2 separate regions of the Homo sapiens genome follow, and region 2 is linked to region 1. A link is an interaction called in ENCODE POLR2A ChIA-PET data of the cell type or tissue named here. Cell type or tissue: GM12878. All regions are shown on one strand. Links, peaks and the distances in the headings refer to the core of each region. The heading gives the core; the rest is flanking DNA.

What was found. Peaks named below come from ENCODE experiments on the same cell type or tissue, not always from the same donor. Only the 100,000 strongest peaks of a DNase experiment are listed, where the experiment ranks them.
Region 2: POLR2A ChIA-PET joins it to region 1 with 5 read pairs; 1 of 35 experiments calls an interaction of 5 or more read pairs at or near these places.

Annotation. Positions count from the first base shown.
Region 1 is chr17:27,803,789-27,811,855 of GRCh38, forward strand. No RefSeq gene overlaps it. Among named protein-coding and RNA genes, the nearest start is that of NOS2, 7.3 kb to the left of the region's middle. RefSeq lists promoters at 1-5,029, 1-8,067, a cis regulatory region at 99-238, enhancers at 1,675-1,969, 1,697-2,744, 1,936-1,956, 2,280-2,339, 2,370-2,609 and 4 more and a silencer at 4,946-5,108. In GM12878, for the core only: a CTCF peak has its summit at 1,848 (motif pointing right); DNase peaks (open chromatin) are centred at 1,853, 2,203, 4,463 and 4,973; H3K4me3 peaks cover 1,119 bases; H3K27ac peaks cover 4,233 bases.
Region 2 is chr17:27,515,339-27,523,405 of GRCh38, forward strand. The region is part of intron 1 of KSR1 (kinase suppressor of ras 1); the gene reads left to right. Among named protein-coding and RNA genes, the nearest start is that of KSR1, 63 kb to the left of the region's middle. RefSeq lists enhancers at 4,045-4,194, 4,174-4,810. In GM12878, for the core only: no CTCF peak of the experiment used is centred there; a DNase peak (open chromatin) is centred at 4,433; H3K4me3 peaks cover 416 bases; H3K27ac peaks cover 2,253 bases.

The DNA.
Region 1 (8,067 bases), core at 1,494-6,493:
AGTGGATGCCAGGACTTGCCTTCTGAAGTATCCTTCCTCAGACAGGTCCCCGTCCCACCACAAACACCTGCTTTTAAATTCCCGGTCCTCTCTCTCCCTTTGTAACATTAAATTCATGTATGTATTTTTAATTTTTAATTGGAATAAATTTCACATAACATAAAATTACCAATTAACTATTTTAAAGTGTAAAATGCAATGGTTTTTAGAATATTCACAATGTTGTATAACCATGACCACTATCCCAATCCTCTCTTAACCGGCAAATAGGAAGAGGAGGAGAGTAAAAATAGTGATAATGATTGTGATGATACACAGAGGTTAGGAGACTCACCAAGGTCACACAGCAAACAGCCTTCAAGCCGGGACAAACAGTGAGCTTCTGGTACCCTCCCCAGAGCGCCTGTCTGCAGGGTCCAGGGCTGGCCCCCTCCTGGAGGTTGGCAAGTCTCCTACGGCTTCCTGGGCCTGCACGGCTGCCTTCTTCTTGGCCCTGCCCACCCAGCAGGCCGCATTCCTGGCCTCTTCTGATGATGGATGCAGCAGGTGAATTCTGCTGGGGAGAAATCAAAGAGCACCTTGAAGGGCAGGCGGGGGACAGGTGGGCCCCCCGGAGGGTGGCGATAGAGGTTCCGAGGCTGCTGTGGAGAAATGCCCTCCTCCCTGCCTTCCCAGGCTGTCCTAGGCACCATGCTGACAGCAATCAGCACGGGAATGTCTTGGGCTCATTATCCTGGAATTGATTTTCCACTGGATTGATTTGATCTGTTTCTATGCCAGGCTGTGAAGATGGTTCAGATCCAGTTAGCCCTCGGAAGTTAGCAACTTTGAAGGCTTTTCTACAAAAACAATTGATCAGAGCTAACGTTTACTGAGCAAGGCACTTAAACATACCAAGCATTTAATCCACACAACAGTCCTATGGGGTGGGAATGATCACTAGCCCCATTTTATAGATGGGGAAATTGAGGCTAAGCAAAGCCAAATGACTTGTCCAAGACCACACAGTCAGGTGGTGGCAGGGCTACAACCCTGGAGTCCCAGCTTGCACTTGCTCTGGTGCTTGCTCCATAAATACAGCCAGGCCCTGGGCTTTCCATTTATTATCTCAGTTAATCCTCCAACAACGTTGTGTGGCAGGTACTATTATAATACTATCCCCAATTCACCAATAAGGAAACCGAGACACAGAAAGTTTGAGCGACCAGCTCAATGTCACTCAGTTTGTAAGTGGCAAAGCTGAGGACTGACCCAGGTCTGAGACCTTGACTGGACCCCACTTGTGCGCCCACTGTGTGCTTACCCATTTTGCTACAGGTGAGTACACCCAGGGGCAAGGAGAGGTGACAATGAGAGAGTGGGAAACTGAGATCAAGGTAGGAGCTGAGGATTACCTGGGGTTGAATGTTCTCCCCTCCATGTCAGTGTCTGGTGCCAGCTCTGTGCAAGGCCATGGAAGGAGGAGACGGAGTTCCTACTGTGTGCCCCGCCTCACAGAAAGTGATAAAAATTTTATTTTAGAAATATATTTAAGGTTTAAAGAGAGCCAGTTTAAGGTAAAATGTTTAAGCAAATAACAGTATAGGTGCATGCAGATGTGACACAAATGATAAAGGTGGGACGTGAAGGAAACACAGGGGCGTGGCTCTTACTCTCTATTTGTGTGTGTGCATGTCCCGTGGCGAGTCACGTGTCCTGTGGGGCCTTCACTCCACTCAGCTGTCAAAGGAAGGCATTGAGAAGAGGCATTCCTGGGACCCTCCCGGTTCTGAGGCCCTAACAAGCTCAAGTCCCCAGACCGTGAGCCCTATGTCATTTGTCAAGTGACCACTGGAGGGCGTGAGTCACACAAATTCCAGCAGCTCCGAAGCTGAGGTCTTCCCCGGTTTCCACCACCTTGCCTGACTCGGAGATGACGGAAGTGAAGTGAAGGGATTTTTACTGGAAACGCCCGGTGGTCACTCCAGGATGGACAGGCCCAGGGTGGACCAGGAAGGTGGACAAGCTTTGCTGAGTCCCTGGAGTGTGACTCAAGCTGGCTGGTGCAGGCCTGGCACTTTGCTGCTGTTTCTTTTAAAAGCCTCGTTTCTTGTCAAGCCTCCCCAGAACACCCTCCCTTCCCTGCCCTCCCGTTTTGCTTCCTGGGTGCCCGTCCTTCTAGGCGGAGAAACAACAAACAGAGTGGCACCTGGGGTAGTCCCAGGGTGTGATGGTTCAAGGGGCAAGATTCAGGGGCAAGTAGTGTATCTGGGAAGTGCAGGGGACATCAGGAGGGGAATGAGGAAGTGAGACAGAGAAAGGGAGGCAGCTGGTAAAAGTACTATAGGGCAGCTTTCACGATTTGCAACCAGACTCAGCCCCACCAGGGAACTTGAAAAATGGTGCAGAAAACAGGGCTTCAAATGATCCCATCCAAGGGGCCAGGGGCTGGGCTACTGACCCAGCAGTTCCAGAGCATCACTCATTGAGGCTGCTCCCAGGGAGGTTAAATTCCCAAGGCCTGCTGTGGGCAGAGCAGCCTTCCTTGGTTCTGGGAAAGCCCTCTAGAATTCACAAAGTGCACTGGAATGAGACGAAGACAGACGTCACTGCTACAGGGGGTTTAGAATTGGGTCAAATGGAGGAAGAGAGGTACCTCCTCCCCAGGTACAGCCTCTGAGGGTGCTGGATGCTGATCCAAGAAGTTCTAAATGCCAAGAGCTTCAGCTAAGCCCACCCTCTTGTATCCTTCCCTAAGAAGCGCTGCATCTTTGGTTAGGCCACATAAGCCCTCCGGGCCTCCCTTTCCTCAGTTAAGGGTCTCTGAGGCCTTTCCAGCTGTGGTATCTGGGCTTTCTGAGTCTCCCCACCTCATACATATCTGGTCTTTGATGCTCTTGGAAAAGTTATCTTCCCCACCAGAGTGCCCCTGAAAGGCAGAATGTAGCAACGACTGGCAACTTCTGCAGAGCCTGACCACTGTGTGCACAGAGATGTCTGGAGCATCGCTCTCTACGAGAGCCAGAAACAACCCAAGTGATCAGCATAGAGAAAGGCACACCAGGCCAGCTTTATAGTGTACCATTACGTGGCCAAAAAAAAAGTGTATTAAGAATTTTTTGGCCAGGTGTGGTAGCTCATGCCTGTAAATTCTAGCATTTTGGGAGGCTAAGATGGGAGGATTGCTTGAGCCCAGGAGTTTGAGACCAGCCTTGCCAACATGGCAAAACCCTGTCTGTACAAAAAATACAAAAATTACAAAAATTAGCCAAGTGTGGTGGTGAACACCTGCAGTCCCAGCTACTCGAGAGGCTGGGGTGGGAGGATCGCTTGAGACCAGGAGGTCGATGCTGCAGTGAGCTGTGATTGTACCATTGCACCCCAGCCTGGGCAACAAAGTGAGACCCTGTTTCAAAAAAAAGGATTTATTTAGCTGGGCATCGTGACAAGCACCTGTAGACCTAGCTACTAACTGAGGTGGGAGGATCACTTGAGCTGAGGAATTAAGAGACCGCAGTGAGCTATGATTGCACCATTGCACTCTCCAGCCTAGGCAACAGTGAGACTCTGATCTCTTAAAAAAAAAAAAAAAGAGTCTTTATGATAAGAAATAATGTTCATGATATCAGTAGAAAAATGATAACCCCTAACATGTAAAATAAAGACAGAAAAAATGTGAGAAAAAAATACTAAAATATTAAAAAGTGGTAGAATTATGGGCAATAGTTATCTTTTCTTTACCCTTCTCTGTATTTGCTATCTGTGCATATGTTAGTTTTATAATATAAAAAGTGACTCCTTACTTTTTGAAATACTATCTCAGACGTGTGGCTGTGCCAGTAATTCACCTTTCCCAAAGGAAAAGAGCCTCTAGCACCCATTTTCATTACAGGAGGCACAGAGAGGGCGGCTGCCCACGCCCCTGGCTGTTCTGCAGGAGTTACACCGGTTTTCTGAGCATCGTCCGTGAGTTTTCCAAGCTGGGCCCTGGGGATCCAGTGGTGAGTGATGGCAGACAAGCTGGCTGTCTCTCTCCCTCCCCACTCTGCTGCCAATAGAGATGGCAAGATGAGTCCCAGAGCCTGTTGGAGGCGGTGCATTTGGGGGACAGGGGCTGCCTCCTTAAAAACAGAGTGGAAACCAGGGGGACAGGCCAAGTGCATCGAAATGCTAGGACGGTTGGCCAAAGCTGAGCGGCTCACTCTTGAAACAGAGGTGGGGTCTGGCTCTTGGTGGGTGAAGGAAGAATTGGAGGAAGGGAGGAAGGGTAATTCCTCCAGCAATTTGAGTGGGAGGCTGTGGGGGGCAAGCTATTAATAACGGCAGAGGCCACTGTCAGGCAGACTCAGGGACAAGTCTCAGGCCTGCCACCTAAATTCATCTGTGGGCATTGGAGAGGTTACTTTTGGTTTCAGTTTGCTTATCTGTAAAGTGTGGATAATCACAGAGTCCCCACCTCCTCAAGCCTTGGGGAGGAGTAGCGAGAGGATGTACGCAGCACCTGCCCTGCAGTTCAGCTTGAGCACGCTCCTATCTTGCCAGAGCCGGAGCGTAGCTGTAGCTTTAGCAGAGCAGCAGCACCGAGCTGGCTGGCTCTGCCTACTGCTATTCTCCCAGCACCTGGCACATGCTGGAGCTCAAGAAACAATGCCCAGCTGACTGCCAGGGCCTTTTTAATGTGTTATCTCATGCATTCCACACCACCACACTGTGAGGTGAGCTGTGTCAACCCTATTTTACAGATGACAAAATTGAGGCTTAGGAAGATTAAAGAATTTTTCCCAAGATCATACAGCTAAAGCTGCAGAACCAAGATTCAGGTCCATTTGATTCCAAATGCTTCTGGGAGGAGCATCTTAGGGACACCACCGGTCTGAGGCTCAAGGCAGCCCTCTCTCACCCAAGACCAAGCTCTTGTAGACAACAACTGTTTAAAGGGCAAAGACAGCTCCTGGGGAAGAGGCAGGAAAATCAATGAAATGATCTGTGATGCTGTCAGGGCCCTGGAGGAAGGACTGAGCAATGCAGGAGTTCCCCAGGGGCTCCCGGGAGGGCCCAAGAGGCCAGGTGGGGGCGGGGTTGGGCAGGGAAGCCTGGGGGAGTACTCTCAGAGGAGGTGACAGTCCCCAACAGGAGGAAAGGCTGTCCTCCTGCTGAGCTTACAAGGGAAGCTCCCATGCCGGAAGGAAGAACCTTGAACTTCTGCTTCCAATACCTGTGTCTAGCCTGTCTCATCCTGGCCTGCATTTCAGAGCTCCCCCCAACTCCAGGAGCTCTCTAGTAAGCCATGCCTTTGCACACACTGTTCCCTGTTGCTGGAATGTCCTTCCCGACAGCTCCCTAGCCCACCCTTGCCCTGACTCGAATCCCCTTCAGACTCTGCTTTACTTCATGGCATTGTTGCCTCTAGGGGCTCCCCTGACCCTCCATCCTCAAGCCCCTTGGGGTTCCCCAAATCCCTTAGGCTCCCCTCTCCTCAACACTGATCCCACTGTTTTAATTGTGGTCTCACTGCTCTGTCTCTTTTACTAGACACAAGCTTCCCAAGGCCAAGGTCATGTCTCACATCTCTGCAGCACCAGCAGCATGCTTGGCCCAGACTAGGTGCTCAGTGGATTTTGTTTTGTTGAGATAAAAAGTCACGTGCCATTAAATTCCCCCATTTAAAGAGTATAATTCAGTGGTTTTTAGTATATTCACAAAGTTATGAAACTATCACCACTATCTAATTCCAGAACGTTTTTGTCACCCCAAATAGAAACCCTGTACCCATTAACAGTCACTCCCTATTTCTTACCCCCAACTCTTAGAAACCACTAAATCTACTTTTTTTTCACTATAGATTTGCTTATTTTGGATGTTTTATACAAATGGAATCATATAATATTTGGCCCTTTGTGTCTAGCTTGTTTCACTTATAATGTTTTTGGGGTTCATTCACGTGGCATGTTTAAGTTCTTCATTCTTTTTATGGCTTAGTAATATTCCACTGTATGGATATACCACATTTTATGCATCCATTCATCAATTGATGGCCATTTGGGTTGTTTCTATTTTTTGGTCACTGTGAATATTGCTGTCCAAATATAAATGTTTGAGTACAGGTTTTTGTGTGAACATGTACTTTCAATTATCTTGGAATAGAATTGTTGGGTCATAGGGAAACTTTATGTTCAACTTTTTTGGGGTACTGCCAGACTATTTTCTGAAGTGGCTGCTGCACCATTTTATATCACTACCAGCATAGGAAGAGGGTCCCAATCAGTCCACATCCTTGACAACACCAGTAATGGGCTTTCTTTTTTGTGTCATATAGCTTCTAGTGGATGTGAAGTAGCCAATGGACCATTGACGAATGAGTGAGTGACAAACGGATGGATGGATGGATGGATGGATGGATGGATGGATGGACATATGGGAGTAGATACCTGACCCTGAGTTCTGAGCTCTGATTTTGGTGGGACAGCCTGCTTCCCTGAGGACCTGCATCAAGTAGAGACATAGCAACCTGCAGCCTGCCCCTGACCATCGTGGTTCCAGATGTCCAATCTGCCTTCGTCCTCGGTGGCTCTTAAGCACACAGGTGACCTGGATTCCCCTAAGCCTGTGGAAGGCCCTGGAGGGGGCCCCATTCTGGGTGACACAAGTTTTATTACTCATCAGTTTCAGTTTCTTCTTCTGTGAAATGGAAGGAGAAAGAGAAAAGTCACACAAGTTTCTGCAGAGGGTGTGGCACATAGCAGGTCCACAATAAATAGGAGTTTCGTTTTTCCAGTCTGTTTCTCATCCAGTGTGTATATAAATGCCACTCCACTAATTATCTACTGGAAAAGAGCTTGAGAAGTGGGGCAGTGGAAAGGAGGGGGGACGGGGAAAGCCAGGCAAGAGATTTACATATGGCAGGAAGCTGCAGCAGGTCATCGAGGGAGTGGGAGTCACAGAGCAACCCTGGGAGGATTGTCACAGGCTTCGGAAGAGGATATCCTCCCAGCCATTTGCATACCCAAGCACCACTCTTACTGTCAGGAAGACCTGAGCCTCCTATTTAGGCCTTTGGATGGGTGTGGAGAGAGGGCAGCATCTAACTAGTGCTGATCTGAGATCAACTGCAGGTCCCCAGGCAAACCCCACAGAAGGGTGAATCAGATTCCAAGGCCAGTGAATTTTATCCATTGTGCCAACCTTCATAGACAAGGAATGGCTGCTCAGAGCCTTGCAGTGAGATCAATGTTAAAGTTCTGTAGTTTTAAGGCTCAGTAGGAAAAAGTAGCCACCCGCATCTGCCCTGGGCAGATGACCAATGACCTGTATTTACTGCCCCTGTTCTAGACCAGTACAAGATTAGCTGTCTGTTGGGTAGTTTCCATGTAAATAGTTTGTTACCTGGGGCAGTTGAAAGGTCAGGAGGAAAAGAAGAGGGGATTAAAATAAATTGCTGGAACGGGGGACTGGCGGCGGCAGTGGTGCTCACTTGAGGCTCCAGCCTGCAGTGAGCATTGAGCACTTAATTTATGGAGTGCTCAGCTGAGGTTGCCACTAGCTGCTTACGAGAGGCCAGCAGCGCCGTGAGCCAGGCCCACTTAGGGAAGATTCTTGGCTCATCCATGTGACTCACCTTCCTCATACGTAACATGGGGACAATGGGGATATATGTCACAGGGCTGCTGTTTATCTTGCCGGATGATCTAATGCACATGGATGAAGAAGGGAATGTGGGAAATACATGCTCTCAGTCTTAACAGAAGGGAAAACTGAAGCCCGCAGTGGGTTGGAAGAGGTGGAGAAAATGCAAGAAACACAGACAGCTTTGTGATTGCAACTTTGTTCCAGGTCCTGGTTGTGTCTTTAATTCCATATTAATTGTTTTGTCTTTAGTACTTAACTCCTATCTGGAAGAACTCCTCATTAGCCCATCTGCCCTGGCATGGCCCACTTCTGAGGGGTTTCCTTGGCCTGTTTCCCTGATGTGTATCATGTGACCCCTCCAGTTGCCTGGACAAGGGTGGGCATGTCACCAGGGAGCAGCCAGTGGCCTCAGAGGTACCCTGATGGACCTCAGGCCCTGCAGGTTTGAACTGGAGACAGAAG
Region 2 (8,067 bases), core at 1,432-6,431, 290 kb before region 1:
ATGTATTACAGTTGCCTACCATACTCATTACTCTGATGTTCACACAAAGCCAAAATCACCTAAGGACATGTTTCTCAGAACGTATTTCTGTCGTTACACGCCGCATGACTGTAGTTTGAGAAGACACATTTTCTTCTAAACAACTTAATGACTTTTTCGGTGTGGCTGGGAGTCTCAGTAGGCTCTACTGAGGTGTGGTTTGAACGGCCACTTTGCCTCTCATATAATGGTCCCAGAAAATTATGCTTTTTAAATCTTGGGTCTGCTTCGTAGTTTTTTTTTTTTTTTTTTTTTCATTTATTCCATTATTGCTGCCAGGTCTTGTGGCCTCTGTGCATTTACCTCTAGAAACCTGGTTCTTTTCACCTTAAAAATGTTCTGCTTTACTATAATCTATGGATGGGAGAAACCAGAGAACCCAACATGGTAGAAATGTGGATTGAGGAAGGAGGCTCTGGGGGAAACCATAGACTCTCCTCTAGGTTAGGTAGGGCTTTCATGAGCAGGCTTAGTCTGTTTTATCAGCTCTGATCTCTTCTGGCCTATCAGATAAAAGAATTTGCCTTTTTTTTTGTTAAGGGAAGGAGTTTGAAATCTTCTCCAGTCAAGGCACTATTTAACAATTGGCTCTCCATGGCTGACTTAATGCTAATTTTCTCATCACCATTCAACATAGCTTCCTCCTTACCTCATCTGTCTTTGTGAATGCAGCCCCCATTTTATAAGCACAACCTCTAGAAAACCTGGTTTTATCTAACTAAGAGACCTATCACATCCAGGAAGTTGCCAAAGGAGAAAATCGAGAAAAGGTAGTTGTGTGACGTTGGGCTAGTTACCTGATCTCTGTCTGTTTTCTCATCTGTGAAAGAGCAATCGTAATGATTGCCTTATGGTCATTGTAAGAAATGAGGATGAGTTAAATGGAATAGTGCCTAGCATGTAGTAAATGCTCAAAAAAGCTATTATCATTAATATTATCATCATTATCACAGATGGGGTGTGTTAATCACAGATTAACACTGATGTGGGATTGGGCCACCCTGGGAGGGTGTTTGGACAGAGGCCAATGTGAGCCATATTTACCTGATGAGAGAGATCAATCCATTGTTGGAACAGACGTCTTCATGTGCCTTTGTCCTCGCTCCCTTTCTGTGATAGTGCAGAGTAGAGTCTCCCTCCCCCTCCTCCTCCTCCCCCTTTCATCCTTTCTTCCTTCCATCATTTTCATATCTGATTACAAGAGTAATATATGTTCCTTGTAGAAACTTTGAAAAGCATGAAAGAAAATTGAAACACTCTTAAAAATGTATATATAGAGAGAACTTTTCGAAGCTGAGATCATCCTGTACTTTTTGCTCTATAGCCTGCTTTCATTTTTTATTTTCTTTCTTTTTTAATATTTAAAGAGATACATTCTGAGCCAAATGTGAAGACCATGACCCATGACAGCTTCAGGAGGTCCTGAGAACATGTGCCCAAGGTGGTTGGGTTACAGCTTGGTTTTATACATTTTCGTGAGACATAATGACTAGTCTAAACATTAAAACAGAGATCTTAATACAAAAGAGACCCTTTGTGGCAATGAGATACCAAATTCCAACCTGACTCTAGTATAACATCTTAACATCACATGACAGATAGCAGGCCCTGAAAGAAAGAAACAAAAACAAAAGTATTTTATCCTAAAATAGATTTCTTTGATATATTTTGAAATGGCCCTGCAAAGCTGTCTCTTGTGGGAGAAATTTACATTCTGTAGAGAATCCCCTTCCCTTTCTAGGTAATTTTCTGATCCTGAAAAGATTAACTGAGATCCTAGCACCTTTTAAAGGTCTGAATGGGAAACATTTGTCGTCTATTGCCTTTAAGGGTGGCTACCTATGAGACTTCATCTACATAATAAGAACCTTGTGCTCCACAACCCCTTATCTTAACCCAGACACTTGTTTCTATTGATTCCAGGTCTTTAATAACTCTTTTTCTTTTTATTTTATTTTTATTTTTTTTTGAGCCAGAGTCTCACTCACTCTATGGCCCAGGCTGGAGTGCAGTGGCGTGATCTCGGCTCACTGCAACATCCACCCCCTGGGCTCAAGTGCACACCACCATGCCTGGCTAATTTTATACTTTTAGTAGAGATGGGGTTTTGCCATGTTGCCCAGGCTGGTCTCGAACTCCTGATTCTGAGCTCAAGCAATCCGCCCACCTTGGCCTCCCAAAATGATGGGATTACAGGCTTCGGCCACTGCACCTAGCTGATAATAATTCTTTCATTTTCATTGGACGATAAACTATGAGTGTTATTGAGTACCGCTCCTGTGTAGCATTTCATCAAATGGATTTCAACCTGGAGTTGGAAGAGACCACTGAGGATTGAAGGTAGATTGGTTTTCCTGGGTGAGCTCAGAGAATCCACCCTTGGCCCACTTCTGTATTGTAAGACTTGCTTTTTTCTAACTGAGGGATGGAGTGCATTGCAGTTGGGTCCCTATGTTATGTAATTGTGGGGGTTGTAAGCTTGGATTGTAAGTGGAAGATTTGGGGACTTGGGATGATTTCAGATATAGGCAAGAATGGAGGAAGAATGATTGTAAGCTAAAGCAGTAACACGATTCAAGCTATTTATTCATTTGGTCATTATTGAGGACCTGCTGTATGCCACCACATGAGGCCAGATGCTCTTGATACAGAAATAAATAAGAGGACCTTCTAGTTTCAGACAGCATCTGTCTCAGTGAGTGAAGACTTAAAAAACCAATTCATGCAGTAGGCTGTTAGAGATGCTCTCATTGAAATCTATCCTGTCCCCAAAAGGAGTCTGAAGGAGGGAGTTGGCAAGGGGGGAGCTGGCAAAGGCTTTGTAGGGAGCAGGGCATTCTAGGTGGAGAGAGCCTGTAAACAAGGCCCCAGAGGTGTGAAACAGCTTGGATGGATTAGCTTAGCAGTAAAGAAGCAATAGCTACACCTTTTCATTTCTCAATCCACTTAATACTGGGTGGAGTAGCTGCACTTGTGAAATTTGGCGAACCTTAATATTCTTAAAGAAAAAGGCAGAAGGTATGTATTTCGAAAGCATCCTATAGTTTTCTTTCCGTCCTTTCTTTTGGAAAGTGTAGCTCACCCCCTGAAAAGCATAGAATTGGTTTCTGTTAACTCTGGTGTTTGCTGTCTGCCTGCCCACCCAGTGCCCATTCATCATCTGAGTGCCCCCTCTCTACAAGGCACTGTGTCGGGGAGCTCAGAGCCTGACCTTGCCAGGCTCTTGCAATCTGGGTCGGTGGACATCTATGTTGATAATTGATGTTCTGTGCTGACAAGTTCTGTGGGAAAGTGGACGTAGGAGCAAGCACTGTGTTGGCAGGAGTCGGGAAAGCTTAAGGCTGCGATGCTCAAAGGAGAGGATAAATGGTGGACACTCCCTAGACCCTCCTCCCTCTCCACCAAAGGCATAGCCTTCATAGTGCTGGAAATGTTCCATATCCCTCCATTGTGCCGTGGTGGGAAAAAGACAGGGAAAGAGCCCTCCAGGGAACTGGCATTTGTTGTGGCCTGCACTGGCTGGTTCCTGGAGTAGGATGTGTGCATCATTAGCCCTGCATAGCACAGTAGCTGTGAGGAAGTGACCGCTCAGGTGTTGGGTGATGTGTCTAGGGTCACATTGCCTAGAAGAGTGGCAGGGCTGCGCTTGCTGCAGGCTTGCTTGATCCTGAAGCCCTGGTTCCTCTCACCATGCCCTGGGCTGCAGAACTCACTTCTGGGCCTTGTAAGGCCGCTGGTGGGTAATGGTGACAGTGGGAGGAGTAATACCTGAACAGAGGCTGCCCTAAATAATGGCTTGTGGTGGTCAGCGCCTGGAAGCCCTGGGTGTGGTTCCCTGCAGAAAGGAATTCTGAGGCCTCAGAAATGAGGTTTTGTTTTGTTAAAATTGTCTTGGGCACCCACTCTCCAGTTGCAGGTCAGGGCCTGCCCTGTGGCTCAAGTGTGGGGCCACATGGAGGTTGAATCAACTGCTCCCTTAGGGCTCCCAGGGGTGGGAGGACAGGAAATCCCTCCAGGATTGTTTAGTTCAGCAATACTCCTCCCCACACCCGTGTTACAGCTGAGGAAAGGAGTCCCCTTCAACCCCCGGCATTTAGTGATTCTATCATGTCGGCATAGTTTCTTCTCTGACCTGGCCATGGTGCGTTTGATGCCAAGAATGGGCAGCCTGAGTGGTGATGGTCAGTCAGTGCCACTCTGTCAGTCCCGGGACCCCAGCTGTCCCCGTTCTCTGCACAGCCCAGCCTTGGGTGCTTGCTTGTGGGGCCTGCAATGTGAGTGTTTAGAGCTGCCAGATTTGTGGGGGATTTCTGACACTGTTAAAACCAAACAAAAAGCAAGGAGCTCTACTGAGCTGTATGATTATTTAGGCTCTAAATTGGGACGGGTTGTGGTGAGGGACCTAGAGTCTAAGACCAAAGGAAAGTCCCTGGTCCATGGCACAGGCTTTGAATGTGGGCCCCACCACCTGAGAGCTGTGAGCTTTGGGAGGAGCTCTTCATCCAGCCCAGCTGGGAGTGGGGATAGTAAAACTGTTTCCCCAGCCGGGAGTGGGGATAGTAATACTGAACCTGGCAGGGCTGCTGTTAGACCATGGGTACTCAGTGCAGCAGAGTCTCTGTAAATGGCAGAGGTGGTGCTTTGCAGATGGGAGAAGGGAATAAACCTGTAGCTGATGTCAGGCCCTTTGTTGCACCCTTTATACCGAATGAATTATTTCATTTCACTCCATAACACCTCTGAAATAGGCTACACTGTTCCCATTTGACAGACACCAAAATGAGTTTCGGAGAGTTTCTGAAACTTGTCCAAGTTCATGTAGCAAATGGAGTTTAACTTCCAAATTCTTTCCACCTTGCCATGAGAAAATTTCCATTCCTGCAGAAGATGGCCTTCTATAAAGGGCACCGAAGGGATTTAAGTCACACCTTGGGACACATTCCTAGATCCAAGTGGTTTCTGTATGTTATAGGCCAGACAGTAGCAAATGCAAAGGTAAATTTATGTGCCTGTGGAGGGGGAGAATTAATTTTTTCCCCTCCCTGGACTTTAACTCTGGAAAGCTTAATCTTCTAAAGCTTAATCTTTAGAAAGGGCTCAGAAACTCTGCTTGGTGCGCATAATAAGTGTTGTGTCCCCAAGGCATTTGTTAGATAAAACGAAAATTAAATAAATAAATAAAATGCTAATCGTGCCACCAGCCCTGAAGTCTCCTTGTCTCTGCTGGCTTTTCCGTGCAGAACGGGCACAGTGGAGCTTTGTTCTTCTGCCCCTTTGTCCGGACGAGGCCTCTCAGGGGCTGGCTCACAGGCAGGGAGGCCAGGCTGTGCCCGCCCAGGTTTCCCAGGCCCCGCTGCCTCCAACTCTCACTGGCCTCCTTTTCCCGAGGGTGGGGCGGCCCCCTGCCAGTGGATTGGAGGGGTGCTGCCTTCCCCCTTACCCATTTGTCCCAGTGGCCAAAAGGGGCTGAAAGCAGGTAGCTGGAGGATGCGGGAGACGTGTGATTCCCTGTTTGCCAGTTGGCCTAACTGGAATCTTCCTGAAATCATTGTATCCCTGTGAGCAGACAGCAGGCACTATGGGCTGTTTGGCCTTGGGTTCGCTTCCTGCCTTGGGCAGTCTGTGGAATGGGGCCCGGTCCTCAAGCACTTGTGGCTGTCACCAGCAGGAAGTTTGTTCAGCACCGTGGTTCTGAACCCTGTCCTCATGTTTGAATCATGGGTGCTTTTAAAACACATCCATATCAGGAGCACAGCCCTGGGCCAGCTGACTTAGTACCTCTGGGGTGGGAACTGGCCCAGGCATCTCTATATGTATACCCGCTCCAAGTGATTCTGATACACAGGGAGGGTGGAAAGCCCCTGGTTAGGATACCCAAGCTGAAAGGACTGCTCAGGAGTTGCTTGTTCCACCCTTCAGTTTACCCATGAGGACAGTGAGTTGACAAAGGCCATTCCTTTTTTTTTTTTTTTTTTTGAAACAGGGTCTAGCTCCATTGCCCAGGTTGGAGTGCAGTAGCTCACTGGAGCCCCGACTTCCTGGGCTCAGGCAAGCCTCTTGCCTCAGCCTCTTGAGTAGCTAGGATCACAGGGTCTAGCTCCATTGCCCACGTTGGAGTGCAGTAGCTCACTGGAGCCCTGACTTCCCGGGCTCAGGCAAGCCTCTTGCCTCAGCCTCTTGAGTAGCTAGGATCACAGACATGAGCCACCACGCCTGGCTAGTTTTTGAATTTTTTTGTAGAGATAGGGTCTCACTGTGTTGCCCAGGCTGGTCTCAAACTCCCTAGGCTCAAGTGATCCACCTGCCTTAGGCTCTCAAAGCGTGGGGATTGCAGGTGTGAGCCACCACGCCTGGCCTGCAAAGGCTACTCTGATGGAGGCAGGTGGGTTAGAACCAGGTCTCCTGACGTCTGAGCTCCCAAAGCACCACCTGTTGCCCTGTTAATCCACACTCTCATGGCTATGGGAAAGGCAGGCAGTTGGAATTATGATGTTGATGATAAAAATGTCTGCTTATCACCCATGCTGCTAGGGAGACCAGGCTTAGTTAGGTTTACTTTCTCTGTTCTTTCCTTTCTCTTGCACATATTTACCATTGCATCTTTTCACATGACATCACAAGTATTTATTTTCTAGGCCATGAGTTCTCAGAGGTCAAGTTCTGGATAATGGCTGGGTTTTTGTTACAGCCATTCTTATACACTGGTACCTGGCCAGAGCAAGCTTTCAATAAATGTTGTGGAGTGGAAAGGTGGATACCAGACCCCAGCCTTGAGCCCGGTGGAGTGTCTCTCTGAGCCCCTGGGTTAAGTGGGTCAAGGCAACTACCCTTTGCACTTGGGGCAAGTTGACATGAAAAATCCATAGACAGGCAGAGTCAGGAAAAACAGGACTGAGAAGGGGCTATGAACTTGATCCTAGGAATACTGGCTTACTTGAAACTAAACAACCACGCAATCCTCCACACAGCTTTGGCCCCCGCTCCCCGTGGCCCTCCCGCCCAGCTCGCCTTTGCAGTGAGCAGATCCAGTATACATGTCACAGCTGGAATCTGGCTTGTGTTTGGAAATAAACAACTTGGCCCCTCTCTCTGCCTGGGATTTTCCTTTATCAGGAGATGCTCATGAGCCACCACCAGAGATGAGGTGTTTCTTTCCAGCAGAGATGAGATGTTCTTTTCAGCAGCCTGCCTGAGAGCTCCAGGGAAAAGTGGGAGGGCTTTGTGGTGGGACAAACACCTTCACATTGTCCTTTTCTGGTTGGTATTGGAGAGGGCTTGAGTGAGTAGGCTGGATATGAAATAATTTGAGGGGTGGTGAATGCAAAGGACTAATCCACCAACCCCCCAGCAAGTTTGCAATGAGGGAAAGTCTCTGTCTTGCAAGAGGAGACACCATAGATAGAAAGCAATGGGTGCACCACTCTGAATGCTGGCTGCCCAGCTAGGTTGCTTTTTGCAGGGTGGTCTGTCCTCAGGCAGCAGCCAGACAACATTTTGGGGAGAGTAGCTCAGGGGATTCCTGTGTTTCTGCTGTAGCTAGTTCAGGGTACTAAGAAAGAAAAAAAGGATCCTGCTACCATCATGTTAGGTAGAAATTGGCAGTTTAGAAATACAGCATGGGGAGGGGCCTCCTCTCTCACACAGGGCCCTGGGGAGTGTAAATTGGTACAACTACTCTCAAGAGAACTTGACTAGATGTGGTGAAGTTAGGGATACACATACCCTATAGCCAAAAATTTTACTTCTATTGTCTGTACTGGAAAAACTAGCATGCAAGTGCTCAAGGAGAAATAGATGTACATTGTAACATTTTTGGTGATGATGAAAAACTAGAAGGAAACTAAAAGCCTATTAGCCAGGAAATATATCAATAAATGACGGTTTACACAGTGTAGTACTTTTCACCAGTTCCATCTGACTTACATGAATCAGCCCGACTACATTTAAGAAAAACGTTGGTAGAAAGGTTGCAGAATATCTGTAGTAATGATACCATTTCTGTAAGGTTAAAAAAAAAAAAAAAGGAAA